Linked DNA regions of Mus musculus: region 2 is linked to region 1. Evidence: chromatin loops called from intact Hi-C (ENCODE). Cell type or tissue: left cerebral cortex. All regions are shown on one strand.

The links. Hi-C counts contacts between places; a loop is a spot of excess contacts. Peaks named below come from ENCODE experiments on the same cell type or tissue, not always from the same donor. Only the 100,000 strongest peaks of a DNase experiment are listed, where the experiment ranks them.
Region 2: it touches region 1 in a loop (2.4-fold over the local background); 3 of 42 quality-filtered maps call a loop at or near these places.

The regions. Positions count from the first base shown.
Region 1 is chr15:8,692,498-8,700,497 of GRCm38, forward strand. The region is part of intron 2 of Slc1a3 (solute carrier family 1 (glial high affinity glutamate transporter), member 3); the gene reads right to left. Among named protein-coding and RNA genes, the nearest start is that of Slc1a3, 14 kb to the right of the region's middle. In left cerebral cortex, a CTCF peak has its summit at 4,766; a DNase peak (open chromatin) is centred at 5,233.
Region 2 is chr15:8,631,370-8,639,369 of GRCm38, forward strand. Slc1a3 (solute carrier family 1 (glial high affinity glutamate transporter), member 3) reads right to left here. Exons shown (of 10, transcript NM_148938.3): 9 at 7,687-7,821; 10 at 2,755-4,970. The coding sequence ends at 4,763. Among named protein-coding and RNA genes, the nearest start is that of Gm46508, 53 kb to the left of the region's middle. In left cerebral cortex, a CTCF peak has its summit at 2,210 (motif pointing left); DNase peaks (open chromatin) are centred at 1,145, 2,209, 3,167 and 4,829.

The sequences.
Region 1 (8,000 bases):
GGCTGGATGAGGGTGGGATGGGCATGGGAACAGGTGAGATAAGGTCGGGGCAAGGACGGGGGAGAGAATACTGAGAGAGACAACTGGAATTGTGGTGGGGGGCATCTCTGGGATGAGCTAGACATCTCGGGCAATGGAGACTCCCAGGAATCTGAGGGTGACCCTAGCTAAGATTCCTAACATAAGGAGCCTGAACCAGCCATCTCTTATAATGATTCAAGACTTCCAGTGAGGGATTGGGATACCAACCTAGCCACAAAACCTTTGACTTACAATTTATCCTTCCCTACAAGACGTGCTGGGGTAAAGGTAGCTCAGAAACTGTGAGAGTGGCCAACCAATGGCTGGTCCCTGGTTTAGCTTGAGATCCATTCCATGAGAGGGAATGTACCCTTAACATTGCCTAGATGGCCAGGACCCAGAGACTGCATAGTCCAGAGACCTAGAATAAAATCAAACGCTAAGAGAAAAAAAATGATTTTCTACTATACTCAGAGATTGGTTCCTAGCCCAGTTGCCATCAGAGAGGCTCCACCCAGCAACTGATGGAAACAGATGCAGAGACCCACAGCCACACATTAGATGGAGCTTGGGGAGTCCTGCTGAAGAGGGGGAAGAAGAATGCGCAGAGGACCTGGTGCAGACCCGTGCAGTCCTTCTGCATACTGCTTCAGTCTCTGTAAGTTCCTAGGTGCCTTGATTGGTTGATTCAGAGGGCCTTATTCTCCTGGTGTCCTCCATCCCCTCTGGCTCTTCCCCTGGGAGACAAGATCTCACAAGCGTGTTACCTCACAGAGACTGTTGAGGCCAGGACTATACATATACACACCAGAAAGCACAAGAGTCATTGAGCAGGCAGGTCAGGAGCCAGCACCTCACAGCTGGTCAACAGTGGCACTTTGGTGGGATTAGAGAGGGTGAAGCTGTTTGCCCACAGTGAGCAGCTGAAGGGGCCAGGGCACCCAGGCTGGCGGTCACACAGCCTCAACCTCTCACTGCTGGGTTAAGGAGCCTGCGTGACCTGCTTTTAGTTCTCTTTCAAAGCAGAGGTAAACAGACAGTTCAGGTTAAGTAATTCTAACAAGTTCTAGTGCTTACGTGGGAGAAAGGTGCTAAGATGGCTTTGCTTAAGGAAGTTCCCCTCACGCTCCTATGTTCAGTGAGAAACAAAGACATTTTTCTTCAGTTTTCTGCTCCTGGATAGTTCCAGTTGTAGGTCTGCTGCTATCAGCACCAGATCATGAGAAAATGCTCTGAATGAGAAAACTGCCTTTTTCTCCTCTCCTCTCCTCTCCTCTCCTCTCCTCTCCTCTCCTCTCCTCTCCTCTCCTCTCCTCTCCTCTCCTCTCCTCCCCTCTTCTTCCTTCCTTCTTTCCTCCCTTCTTTTTTCCTGTCTTCCTTCCTTCTTTTTTCCTGTCTTCCTTCCTTCTTTCCTTCCTTCTTTTCTTCCTTCTTTCCTTCCTTCTTTTTTCCTTTCTCTCTCTCTGTTTCTCTCTCTCTCTCTTTCATGAGCAGTTAAGATCTTCTGCCTCTTGATTTTTTTTTTAATTAGGTATTTTCTTTATTTAAATCTCAAATGCTATCTATCTCCTTTCCTGGTTTCCTCTCCAAAAATCCCCTATCCCCTCACTCCTCCCCCTGCTCTCCAACCCACCCACTCCCACTCCTGATTATTTTTATCCCAGCAATGAAAAAAAGAAAAGAAAAGAAAAAAGAAAACAAAACAAAACAAAACCCACTTCTCTGAAACCCAGCCTGACCTCATCATTCCTACCAGCGAGGGCGGCAAAGTGAGGTCTTCCCATGAGCTCAACTGGCTCCCTTCAGCCCAGCAGGCAAGTCCCTGAGAAACTGATGTCTGTCAGTGGACACTTACACACCGCCTGATAGTCCCAGAGCTTTATGGAACACACAGCTTTACAGTGGCCACCAGAATGTCAGTGCAAAAGGAGACATCTTTATTGTTGGCTAGTCTTCAAACATGACCACACTAAGTCAGAATAACTCTGTTAGAGTCAACACATGCTTATTCAAATTTGTAGTTTGGTGACATAGAAACACAGAGGTCATCATGTTCATGCTTAGCCTGCAATCTTCCATCATTCTTGCTTAACTATGACACCTGGAATCTAGGAAATACCTTAACTGAGATATTTAAGGTGGTGAGAATCCACTGTGTGGTTGGAGCCTAAGAACAGTGGTGAATTTTTGCTTAAAGACAGGTTCTTACTTATGAAAATGAAATAGGTGTTCAGCTTCTCCCTGCAGAGGGCACGGGAACACTGTCTTGGAAGACTGATAACCTATCATTTTTGAAACCCAGGCAAAATGGGCTTGTTTTTTTAAGGCTAAGTCCACACAGAAAGTTAAAGGTATTAAGAACTTGCTAATATGTCAACTGATAAAATCACGGAAAACACAAAAAATGGAAGAGGACGAGATGCAGTTGGTTAGGACCAGGTCACTGCATTTAGTTTCTGGTGAATGCCAGCGTTTGGAATAGCAACATTTTGCTAAACTTCTTCTTTACCCATGAGCCCTTGCATTGAACGGATTGGCAAATGAAGGCCTTCTGGGGTCATTCCTGACGGTGCAGTGTGTTCCAAGGAAGGCACTAGAGAAACCAGGTGGAGCTAGAATGTCTGAAGGAAATCTGCTTTACCTTATGTTCTGTTGCTTAGAAACAAGTCTCAAGTCCCAGGCAGTTACACATCAGGTTGGTCGGGGTCTCTTGAACCTGCAGCAGTCTATGGATCTTGTTACATACACTGCTTCTAGTGTGTAGTAGCATTCACAGAGAACACTTTACAAATGGCCCAGCTCTGCCTCTACCTTACTCCATAATGCTGGACATGCTTTGACAAATGAATATATACATATAATATATAATATGTAATACATATATAATATATAACACACATATAATATATAATATGTAATACATATATAATATAAAATATGTAATATAAAATATGTAATATATAATATGCAATATATAATATGTAATATATAATATATATACACTCACATACATGTATGTATGTCTATATCTATCTACATATTCTTTCTTTCTATGTATCTATCTATCTATCTATCTATCTATCTATCTATCTATCTATCTATCTATCTTAGGGGGCTGGAGAGATGGCTCAGTGGTTAAGAGCACTGATTGCTCTTCCAGAGTTCCTCAGTTCAATTCCCAGCAACCACATGGTGGCTCACAACCATCTGTAATGAGATCTGATGCCCACTTTTGGAGTGTCCGAAGAAAGCTACACATATATATATATATATATAATAAATCTTTACTTATATATAATTAAAGATACCACCTATTTTAACCTACTCCCATTTTGCAGGTTAGAAAGAGAAGAGAAGAGAAGAGAAGAGAAGAGAAGAGAAGAGAAGAGAAGAGAAGAGAAGAGAAGAAAAACCATCTGGTGAGATTATATGGCTTGAAGACTTCCAGGGAAGGAGTTTGAAAGCTTGTTTTGTAACATTGCTTACTACAACACAAATGGCTTACCACACCTTGTCTCCTCATCAGAGAGAAATGATGAGTCTTGTAGATTTCATATGGGGATTCAATCATTTGTATAAATTATCTTGTAGCCTAACTTGCTGGTGGTTCAGGCCCCAAAACATCGTCACTGAACTCCCAATCTTTCTACAGAGCTACACTCGTTCCCTACCTGCCTAAAAGCCTACCTCACAAGAGAAGGTTCTAGCACAATCACGCCAGTCTTCACTTGGGAATCTAGAAACTCAAGCATGCAGGATTTCATAATTTGTTCAAGATCCAGGTGCACAGTGCAGGAAGAAGTCACACTGTTTTAAGCAGAAGGGCTGTTCTTTGGAGTAGGGCTGTGCTCACTAAGTGTAGTAGGACGTAAGGTTTACTGGTGTTACAGACCCAAGAGAGTCTTACCGACAGACGTGTGCTCCATGTCGTCAGCCAAGAGAAAATCAGTCCTGTTCTTCCTTTGGTCATTTACTCAGCAATACATTAAACATCTATTATGGACCAAGAATTGTTTTAGGGACTTAATATATGTCAGTGAACAGAACTAACAGAGATGTTCATCTTTACAAAGTATGAATTTTAGGAGAGAGTGGAAATAATAAATATTATAAACTGGGAGGGGAGAGATAAGAACTTCAGGAGCTGATGAAGCTGGCTCAGGAGAAGCAAAGTCAGGAGAGGCATCATGAAGGAGACACAGAAGCTAAACTTTAGAGGAAGCACAGCCTCCTCTAGCATTTAGAGGCATCTGGGGCTAGTGAGTTGGAGACAGAGGAGGCCAGCAGCACCACTAGCAGGAGAGGCATCATGAAGGAGACACAGAAGCTAAACTTTAGAGGAAGCACAGCCTCCCCAGGCATTTAGAGGCATCTGGGGCTAGTGAGTTGGAGACAGAGGAGGCCAGCAGCACCACTAGCAGGAAGACAGAGGCCAGTGCCACGCTGTCACCAGTAAAACCTGAAGAGCTCACCTAATTTTAGAGGACCCCAACTCAGGTTAAATCCAAGATTCAGGGCTTCAGTGTGGAGGGATGAGACAGCGTGGAGCAGAGCTGGAGTTTGTTGAAAAAAGAAAGTTGTCAGGAAAGAGCAGAGCTCACTATAGCCATGGGGCAAGCTTCTCAAAGAAGTGTTGCAGTTCCGTTAAAGACATTTTAATGTAGATTTATAAACACAAAGTGGAGGTGTTCCGAGAAAGAACAAGACCTACTCAAGTGTGGATATGAACTTGTTTGTTTGCTTATTTTATTTTTATTTTTTTAAAGATTTATTTTATGTATATGAGTACACTGTAGCTGTCTTCAGACACACCAGAAGAGGGCATCAGATCTCATTACAGATGGTTGTGAGCCACCATGTGGTTGCTGGGATTTGAACTCAGGACCTCTGGAAGAGCAATCAGTGCTCTTAACCGCTGAGTCATCTCTTCAGCCCCCTAACATCCTTTAGATCTTTAAGATTCTCAGCTAAATATTTGGAGTTATATAACTCCAAGCATTCACTTGAATTCAGCTTATTTTTTCTAACGACCTCTAAGCTCCCTCATAGGCATGTAAGAAATGCTTGGCTACCACACTTCTACCTTTAAACTTCACATGCACAGGTGCTGCATGCGTGGCTGTTTATGTACCACTTGAGTGTCTGGTGCCTGTGGAGGCTGAAGGCCCCTCCCCCTTTCTGTGGTGACAGAAGAAGAATGCATAAGCTCTCCTGGAACTGTAGTCACAGATGGTTACTAGCTGCCTCGTGGGTGGCTGCTGGGACCTGAACCAGGTCCTCTGGAAGAGCAGGCAGTGCTCTTAACCAGGGAGGCATCTCTCCTGTCCTCTATTCTAGTTTTATAGCAATAAATGATTATTTGAGGGATTGAATCAATGTTTCTATTTCAGGATTTATTTCCCAATTTGGAGACGTTGTAGGCCAAGCTCCTCGGGCCAGTCTGGTGAACCTGGTAGTGTAACTTTTCACCAGCTTGTTTTTAAGGCAGGTCAAAGGCAGAATGGAGAATTTACCTGACCAAGAGCTCTGCTGGGCCCTTATCCCCTGCCTTTTGTTTCCATTCAAACTTCCACCGTTTCCTGGTAAGAAGCGCCTTTGTGTTGGAGGCAACCTTGCAGCTCTCTCCCACATCCCGGAGAGATTCCAGCCCTGGCTTGGGTCACTCTTTTGTCCTGTGGTATTTCCTGTTGCTGAGGTGGGAAATACCTGTTCCCACCTTGCTTCTCCCTTATTACTCAGAGGAGCCAGCTCAGGGTGACAGAAGGATGGCCAGAGTGGAGACACCAGGACTGGGAGCAGTCTGGGAACCTTTTAGTTTTGAGAAAAGCCAGGAGCTCTGTTCCTAAAAGCTTACAACACTGTGTGAATAGAAGCACAGGTTTACTTTGGATTCCCCACACTCCCCCTCCCCCCCCCCAAAAAAAAACCTGTGTGAAATGAAAATTTAATTTACAAATAACCCAGAGAGGTCTTTTACATGTCCAATATATTGTTTAGAGCAAAGAAAAAAAAAGCCTCTGAAAGATAATTTTTACACTAAGAGCACAGCCAACATCCTTAGAATCTGCTGACTTCCTGCCTTGAAAAAGATATTACTATGAGTGAGCGGAGAGTCAGAATGAAGTTCGGGCAAACATTTCCAATTCCCCATGGTACCACTCGTGACCGTGTCCTAGGCTTGCACAATCAGTGAGCCAGTCCTACCTGCTTGCATTCCTTCAGAGCCTCTGCTCACTGTGTACACGTCTCTGTGTAATACAAGTGTCATCATCCCTGGACTTTATCTTCTCTGACACTCAGTGAGCCCCTCTTGTATTCAGACTCTGTTCATGGGCTGCCTGAGCCTGGGATGCCTCAGCTAAGAGCCAGGGCTGGCCTGGGAGGCAGTGCCTCTCAGCTTTTTGAGTCTGATCCCCAGTGGCCGCTTATTTCTAAAGCCCTTGTTGCACAAAGCATGAGTGTCTAAACTGCTAAGCCGAAGGAGAAGTTCCAGGCAGAAAAACTAAAACCCAAAACCCTGTCCCATCTCTTTTGGTTTGAATGAAGGACATAAATGATAAGGGATAAGCAAGTGCTTTAAAGGTTCAATGACAAACACAAATAACTGCTTTGGACATCTCATCTGAAGCGAATCCAAACTTTGGAAGGAGACAGAATACCAGAATTTGCTTAATTCTAGCCCCCCAAATTGTATTCCTTTATAAAGATTTCTTTTGTTTTCTTTCTTTTTCGGTGTTTTGTTTTGTTATTTTTTTTCGAGACAGGGTTTCTCTGTGTAGCCCTGGCTGTCCTGGAACTCACTCTGTAGAACAGGCTGACCTCGAACTCAGAAATCCGCCTGTCTCTGCCTCCCGAGTGCTGGGCTTAAAGGCGTGCGCCACCACGCCCGGCAAGCTCACTCATTTTTAAGTCTGGCAGTGATAACAGAAAAGAGCTTAAAACAATAACAAAACCCTACAATCCAGATAAGCAAATTGCTATAACCTCTATGGAACAGAAATTATACATGTTAGCATTTTGTCTAAGCTCCACCCTAAAGTTACCTGGCAATAGCCAGGTGTTCCTGACTCACTATAAAAGGAGCTGTTTGCCCCCTCCTCTTGTCCTTGCTCTTGCCTTCTGGTTCCCTTTCGGTTCTCTTGCCCCCTCCCCCCTCTCTCCTACTCCCCTCCCCCCCCTCTCCTCGTGCTCATAGTGGGCCTCTATGTCTCTTCTCTCTCTCTCTCTCTCTCTCTCTCTCTCTCTCTCTCTCTCCCTCTCCCTCTCCCTCTCCCTCTCCCTCTCCCTCTCCCTCTCCCTCTCCCTCTCCCTCTCCCTCTCCCTCTCCCTCTCCCTCTCCCTCTCCCTCTCCCTTTCTCTGCCTCTACTACCCTCTTAACTCCCCTTCCCATGCCCTGAATAAACGCTATTCTATACTATACCTTCATGTGGCTGGTCCCTCATGGGGAAGAGATGCCCCACACCTCACCACACCTCCACAAAACATATCCCCTCCTCTCTTTATCTTTTTATAAACATCAATATATACTTATCAAAACTCCTTCAGACTCATCAACTTTATTTCTAAGGCTATAACACACAATTCTATTTTACCAGCATGAAATAATAATACAATATTTATCCAATACAATATTATCCATCACACTGTTTTTATAAGTGAGATATAAAGGCTAAAACAACTCAAATGTTCATTAACTATGGATTGCTTAAATAATTTATGGTACCCACAGACACTGTGGTTCAGAGATAATGAAGAACTATGTGTCAATAAGAAGTAACATCCCCCAGTTGGAGATGACTCAGTGGTTAAGAGCACTGACTGCTCCTCCAAAGGTCCTGAGTTCAAATCCCAGCAACCACATGGTGGCTCAACCATCTGTAATGAGGTCTGACAGCCTCTTCTGGTGTGTCTGAAGACAGCTACAGTGTGCTTACAGGTAATAAATAAATAAATCTTTAACAACAAAAAATGTTGGGTT
Region 2 (8,000 bases), 61 kb before region 1:
GAAATTCTAGATGTGGGAGTTTTAAAGAATGTTTTTGCTTTCACTTAGCAATTAAAAATTGAAGTGGTTATAACAAAAACTCCCCTCCCCCAACACATATTTTTCCCATATTATGTCCACTGTACTAAGGCAAATAGGAATTATTTTCTATTTTTCACTTCACTTGTATGTGGGCTTCCCATATTATCAAATAATAGAACTTCCAGTGTCTTCCATTTCATAATCACTGTATTATTTATTTAATTCTTACACTAAGACAATATTTGTTCCTTACCTGAAGTTAAAGTTTAATGGGCTGCCATATTTTATGTGATAACCCTTCCTTCAGAGTTAGAACTTAGTGAAAGAAGAATGTCCTGAAACCCAAGGCTGGAGTAGCAGTTGTGTGGGCTGGACAGCTCTGTCCTAGGTTGGAAGGGGTTGCCATGTTGTCTTCAGAGTGCAAGTGTGTGTCTGAGAAAGTATGGGAGAATGAGAGTCCTCTGTAGTCTATAATCTACAGTCTAGAGCCGTGATTCTCAACCTAATTCTAATTCCTAGTCCTGTAACCCCTGTGTTGTGGTGACCCCCAATCATAAAGTTGGTTGCTACTTTATAACTGTGATGTTGCTACTGTTAGAATCATAATCTATGTGTTTTCTGCTGGCCCTAGGCAGCTCTTATGAAAAGGTCGTTTGACCCTCACAAGGGGTCATGACCCACAGGTTGTCAAGGATCTCCGAGAGGTGATGGGAGAGAAAAGCTGAAGGGTCCCTAGGAAAATGAAGCCTTTCTGAGAGACCTTGCATAGATAAGGTGACCGAGGGAACCAAGAAAGGAGAGCCTTTGGGGATTTTAAGCCACTAGATGGTTTATACAGATTGAGCCCATTAAGCCCTCCTGTTATTGCACTTTAGAATTAGGTGTAGCTCAGGTGACTTCTCAGGTGGCAAACCAGAGCATTCTCTGTGGTGGTCCTGGCTGGGCTCCTCCCCCCCAATACCCCCCACCTTTAGGCACAGTGGATGTTCTCATCACTTCTTAGGACACAACTCACCCGTTCCCTTCCCTCCCCGTTCCCTTTTTGTGGGCTTATTCATTCAGAGTGTGCCCCAGTCGTAGCACTCAGCTGCCCTGGCCCCGAGAGAAGGCCACACAGAGCTAGGCATTGTTGATCCAGATCTGGGACCACCCGGGTGGGAGCAGTGGAAACACAACCTAGTAACACAGAGGCCTCATGACTGACAGCAGCTTCGGGTCAAGTGCCCTGCAGGCTGCCCGGAAAGAGGCCCTGCATTCCGGGGGCCCCATCGGGGTCTCCTCCACAAAGCCCCATCCAGAGGGAAACAAACCCTCCCTCCAAGCTCCCTTCAGACTCTATGCTAGAATCCCTGTGCTAGAATCCCGTCCACCTCCCTTGAATACAGGAAAAGGAAAACAAGGACCTTAACTTCTGAGGGCCTAGAAACTTAAAGAAAATGTGGTGTGTGTGTGTGTGTGTGTGTGTGTGAGAGAGAGAGAGAGGGAGAGAGAGAGAACAACCAACAAAACAGAAACAACAAACAACAACCAAAACAAACAAAAAAAACTAAATATATTTACTTAGTAACAGTAGAAAATGTTAGCCTACTGTTTTTTTCATAGTTCTGTTTATGAACAGACTTATGAGCACCCATGTGGGGATATTGACCTCTTTCCTTCTCATTCTGGTCAGACTGGGACTGAGATTCCCTGCTCCACAGACACAATGGCCCCGGCCAGTCTCACACAGTCCAGCTTCTTAAGATGGCTCCGTGGCCTTCACAAACTAACTCCACCTTAGGTGTAGAGTGCAGAGAAATTGGCTAAGAAACAAATACATTCTAGTAGTGGGTTGACTTCCTCTGTGCTTCCCAGATCACTTTCCAACATCTAGAATATTCCACAGGCTTGCGGATATTGATCTCTTGTTGATAACTGAGTTTTGTTCTCTCTGTTTTGAGCCATCTCCATCCTATTCCCAGACTGGCTACGTGAGTATCGTCTATGCCTTAGAAAAAGATTCAAATACATTGATTTTTAAAAGAAACCTCCTATAGGAAAACTGATAAAAATTAAGAAAAATGCAAACGTGCTAAATTTTATATTATCAAACATGAGTCATTCTACTGAAGTCTTCCTAAGGATGGCCTACCCTCTGCAAGCTCTATTTAGGAAACTTGTCTGTAGGTGACTGCCCCCTGCTGGTAGCCAGCGAGATTAAAGGCTATACAGCTAGAACTTCAAGCTGGAGGTTTTGTGATATTGCTCACCAGTTCTTTTATTACGAAGCTTGAAGGAGAATAGTCTCCCATAAGTGGTTATTAGTAACCGGGGCTGCTTTGAAATGCCTTTTGGGATCCAATCCCGTCCTTTCTCTAAATGGCAGCGGTAATAACAGAGATAAAGCTATTTAATTTGAAGGTCAGACAGGACAATCACTGTTTGAAAGAGCCCCATGGTAGAGTTCTGCTTTTCTAAGCCCAACACAGAAATGATCCCTTTTATATGTGAAATCAGAATCTGACCTGGGCAACCAAGTGCAAGTGTCGGAGCACCATGACTCCCTCATCTCCTCCTCCTTTTGACTCCTGTTTTAAGAGATTGAGCATGTCATTACATATTGCCTCATGGCTGACATCCCCAGCTGATTCTGCCAAGATTTTACTGCCCAGAGAGGCATCTTTCTCTAACACTTCTTGAGCTCACTACCATATGTCCATCAACGGGGAAAAGAATAAATAACATACAAATGTATTAATGTAAAACTATTTTTTCTTTATTGAAAATACATCTACAAAGTGAAGTTTCCCAGTCCACAGTGGGTACACACATAGGCAGAGCCCGGGATGGACCAGCAAAAGGATCACCCTTGTGAATCTGTTTCTGTAAGAAATGGTTAGTATAAAAAATATCACACCGGGTAAACAGCATTAATTTGATGCGATTAAGGTCTGTTCAACTAGTGTCGAAAAATGACTGCCACATAGATTAACCTCTGTAGTGTATTTCCCAAATAGAGCTTGCCATTAAATGATTACTCCCCCGCAGCCTAGTGTTAACCTTTCTATACATGGGATGCTCAGGATCTCTAGAAATTATCTCTAACTGTAGACTGGGAGATGCCATTCTAGATGCTCAGTCTGTTAGCATAATTATGTCCATTCATCATTTTCGCTCAGAAAGTCTGAAGCAGCTGGTACTGTCAGATGGCTCTCACTGAGTATCTTTGATTGGATATTCCTAAGGGAGTGAATATAATCTCTTTTAAACCTGGGAGCTGCCTCGCCTGAAAAGAATTCTCCTGCTGTGTTTTCTTCCATCCTCAGTGATGTTATCCTCATGCTGATTCATCTGTCTTTTTTTTTTTTTTTTTTTGGTAGGGACATAAACAAGCACACTCCACTCTAGATGAGACTTTTGAATGATTTGTCAAGAGACATCTCTATACAAAAAAGAGTATGTTGTTTTTGTCATCCTAAGAACGCCTGGTTAAAATAGTAAAAACAAAACAAATAAAAAAACCAAAAAAAAAAAATCTTTTTCAGAAATGAGACCATCCACCCAGCGTATGGATCTGTCCCAGAGATGTGGTTGGTTGGACTGGGAGATGAGGAGGAAGTGGTGTTATGACGTCGTTTCTTTGGGGGCTGATTAGGGACTGAAGAGGAAGTGTTTAGGCTAACAGAAAAAGGGTTGAGATATAGCTCTCCATTTTAGTCTTTAAAGAAAACCAACTTTTCCTGATCTTTCAAAGAATCCTCCCTTTTGTAATGTTGGCCATACTCTATTCTTTCTCCACTCTTTAGTGTTCCACACTAAGACTTGAGCACACTTGCTAGTCTTCTCTTTATTTCCTAGACATCTAATTGAAGAGACTGTCTTCCCTTGGATTTGGGAAGTGTACCCCAGAAGGGAGGGCCTCTAGTATTGGAAAACAAAACAGGACAATAGGCCTTCTAGGATGGCCTTCCACCTGTCTACTGATAGAACGAACATTTTGAACCCAGGATCTAGTGAGCCACACACAGCCTGCCCCTAGAGAGAAATGTCCATTCCCAATAAGTGTCCTGTCTGAGATCCTCATGGTGTACAGGGGCAGGGTCCTTCCTGATGTTCCAGAAGTTTGGGCTAGAGAGGCCTGTCTAGGAGTCACTCATTTTCCGGATGAGAACACTGAGGCCAATGGATGAGACAAGGCTCACTCTAGACCATTTGGGAGCCTCACTCTCCGCTCCTCCTCACAGCTGTGCTGTGTGCATGTGGGGATTGCCCTGATGCTGACAAAGTCAGGGCAGGAGTCAGAAGAAATGGGAACCTCTCAGCTACTCAATGGGTAACTGATAATTGCTCATCAAGTTGTAATGTTTTAAGATTAAAACTCAGTTGCATTCTGAAGGATTTTTACATCTTGAAAGTTGATTTTAAAACTTTTTTTTTCGGTAGCCTATCATTTGCTTAATTCTTTTACTTACAGAGCAATGGCACAGGATCGTTTGCCACCTAAATTGGTAATATCGAAACTGTGTTTGATTGTAGTAGCTTACTTGGTAAGAATAATATGAAATGACTTAAAATTTTCAAATGTAGGCTAAAACCGATAGGTTTGGGCTGCTGCAGAGCCCTCCTTTGTGTTTGGCCGTTTTCCAATCCTATCAGAGTAGGGAGGAAAGAGGAGCTCACTGGGAAAGTGAGCCCAGGGAGATGGATACATTGTAGAACAGTTTCCAACACTTGGTGCTTAAGAAAGCACTTCTCTGTCCGTCTACATCTTGGTTTCGCTGTCTGCCACGGGTTTCTCCGGTTCATTGTCCTGGGCAATCAGCTGATACGGCTTCTTCATTTCGTTCTCCTCAATCACCGAGTTCCCCATTTCAACATCTCGGTTCTTCAGTTCATGTCGGGACAAGTGCTCGACAATCCCTGCTCCGAGGGAGTCACCCAGTACGTTGGTGGTGGTTCGGAGGCGGTCCCTGCAGGTGAGGCAGGCAGGAAGGAAAAGAGAGGGTCCCATGAAAACCACTAGATCCCAGCACCTATCGTGAGTTGGCTGGAGAAGGCTTTAGAAGGATCTTTTAGGGGCTGGAGAGATGGCTCAGTGGTTAAGAGCACTGACTGCTCTTCTAGAGGTCCTGAGTTCAATTCCCAGCAACCACATGGTGCCTCATAACCATCTGTAATGAGATCTGACGCCCTCTTCTGGAGTGTCTGAAGACAGCTACAGTGTACTTACATATAATAAATAAATAAATCTTAAAAAAAAAAGAAGTATCTTTTAAGTTCTGGGTAATGTAATAGTGGAATGATTTCATACTTGGACCCACAACACCTACAACTAATCACAAGTAAGTGATTAGTTTCCAGCTATTTAGTGTGACTATAAACAGAAGGTGAACAGTGAGGACCTCCCCCCCCCCCCCCATGTGTGTGTGTGTGCTCGAGCACCCGCACACGCTCTATGTGTGCATGTACATATGTGTGGAAGCCAGAAGTGTGGTCTTTAATTATTCTCCACTTTGTTTTGAAATAAGGTGTCTCACTGGAGATTTAGCTAGATTGGCTTGCTAGCCGTTCCAAAGGGTCCTCTTGCTTCCCTCTGCCTTTCCAGTGCCAATGTTGGAGATTTATAGGTGTGTGACATTGTGCTCTGCTCTTTTTACATGGGCACTGTTCCGAGGCTGGAACTCAAGCCCTCATGCACACATCATGCAACCATACCAAATGAGTCATTTCCCCAGTCCTCTTTCCTGAGTTTATTTAACATTTTCTCTTTCTTTCATTCACCTTCCATTGTACTAACAGTTCTCAAAGCATGGGACAGAGTCTCCTTGGAGAAGCGTGCTGGGATAAAAACTATTTTTATACTAATACTATGGGCTCATTTGTTCCTTTTACTCTTTTTAAAAAAAGGATTTATTTATGTATGTATATGAGCATGCTATTTCTGACACACCAGAAGAGGGCTTCAGATCCAATTACAGATGGTTGTGAGCCACCACGTGGTTGCTGAGAATTGAACTCAGGACCTCTGGAAGTGCTCTTAACTGCTGAGCCATCTCTCCAGCCCCTCTCTTAAAGTACTCTTTATTTTCTCAGGAATTCCTCAGTATTGCGTAGACTTCATGCTGTATTACATCATAGAACACTGGATACAGGAGGAGCTGGGGCAGTTGTAGCTGTCTGATGTTAACCAAGACATTTTGGAGACTCACAAAATGTAATCCAGCAACATTCTTTCAGTAAACATTTTGTTTAAAAGTGATTATTTTTCACAAAAATTGTTATCATGTCAACATATAATGAATCATTATTCTAACTTAAAAATATAAGAAAAGGAAATGTCAGGCATTGTGGTGCACACCTTTAATCCCAGCACTAGGAAGGTAGAGGCAGGTGGATCTCTGTGAATTAGAAGCCAACCTGGTCTACAGAGTTGAGTTCAAGGATAGCCAGGACTACACACCAAAACAACAAAACAAAACAAAACAAAACAAAACAAAACAAAACAAAACAAAACAAAACAAAACAAAACAAACAAAAAACCTTGAGAGTAGAAGCTTGTATTTTACCAAAGTACTTTTTGGTTTTGTTGAGACAAGTTTTCATTTGGCCCAGGCTGCCTTTGAACTCATTATGTGGCTGAGGCTAGCCTTGAACTCTACTTCCCAGGCGCTGAGATTACAGGATTGAACAACCCTCCCTCCTCCCTCCCCTCTCAGTTGATGTGGTGCTGGGAAGGAACCCAGCGCCTCACGAACACTAGGCAAGCACTCTAGCAACTGAGCTACATCCTCAGCCCCAAAGGGTTTCTGTCAATTGATGCCCGGGGCTAGACCATAGGCTAAGTTCTTACCTGTCATTGAATTTAATCCCTATAGTGTCAGCAGAAGGCAGAGAACAATGGGCGTCGCTTAGGTAGGCTGACTACTGTCCAAGTGACCTGGATGAGCTCTGTTCCCTAGACTCTTCCTAGGTGTAGTGACATCATTACACATGGACTCTGGTATCCACTGTGTCCTCCTGGGGTCCCTCTTTGAGCATCCCTTAAACAATTCCTTCCCAGTAGAAGGGTATTTATGAGAGACAAGGGACAGACAATGTCCCTGGATGGGTGAGGAACGAAGGCTTGACGATGGGCCCTACGAGGTGGGGTCTGAGGACGCGTAGGGTACATTTCTTGGGATTTTCCTCAGAACCCCAAAGCAATTTCACTTGATAATGAGAGCCTTGCTTCCCACTGTCTGCACAGCTATCCTTCACTTCATGGGTCTCAGACATAAACATCTGTCCTGCATTGTCTCACTGTAATGGGGGGAAGGCCTGAGCTGGCACGTGGGGTCTGCAGCTCCAGCTGCTGAGAGGATGCGTTGTGCAACCCAGAGAGAGTCTGGCTGACTTATGTCAGCTTTGCAGACAGTGGGAGGAGTGAGTGGCTTTATGGAGTGGGAGGGAGAGCAGCCAGATGTGCCCCGCCCGCCGGCTGAGGGAGGAGGGAGTTTGCCTGACATGTTAGGATGGGACTCTAGGCAAGGACTGGGGGTCTGATGATGAAGATGATTCCATTACAAGCCAGTGTGTCTTCTGCAAGCCCACTAGGCTGATACCATTCTAGAACTGTGGGGATCCTGGAGGGAGATGGGCTTGCAGGTAGGAATCTGTGTATCAACACACAGCCCCCCAAATACTCACAGAAACCAGTCCACTGCAATGATGAGTGTGATGTCATCTGTGGGCAGGCCCACAGATGTCAGCACGATGACCATGGTGACCAGACCGGCCTGAGGAATCCCGGCTGCCCCGATGCTTGCGGCCGTGGCTGTGATGCTGTTGACAGAGGACCAAAACCGAAAAGTTTATAAATGTCTCCTAGTGGAGAGTACCTCGCAAGACTCGTGTTCCCATGCTCGAGAGGAGGACCTGCCTTAGAAGAATGGGAATAAATAAATACATAAATAAACAAACAATTCGCTGACTTAATGGTCAGACTAATTAAAATTGATCAT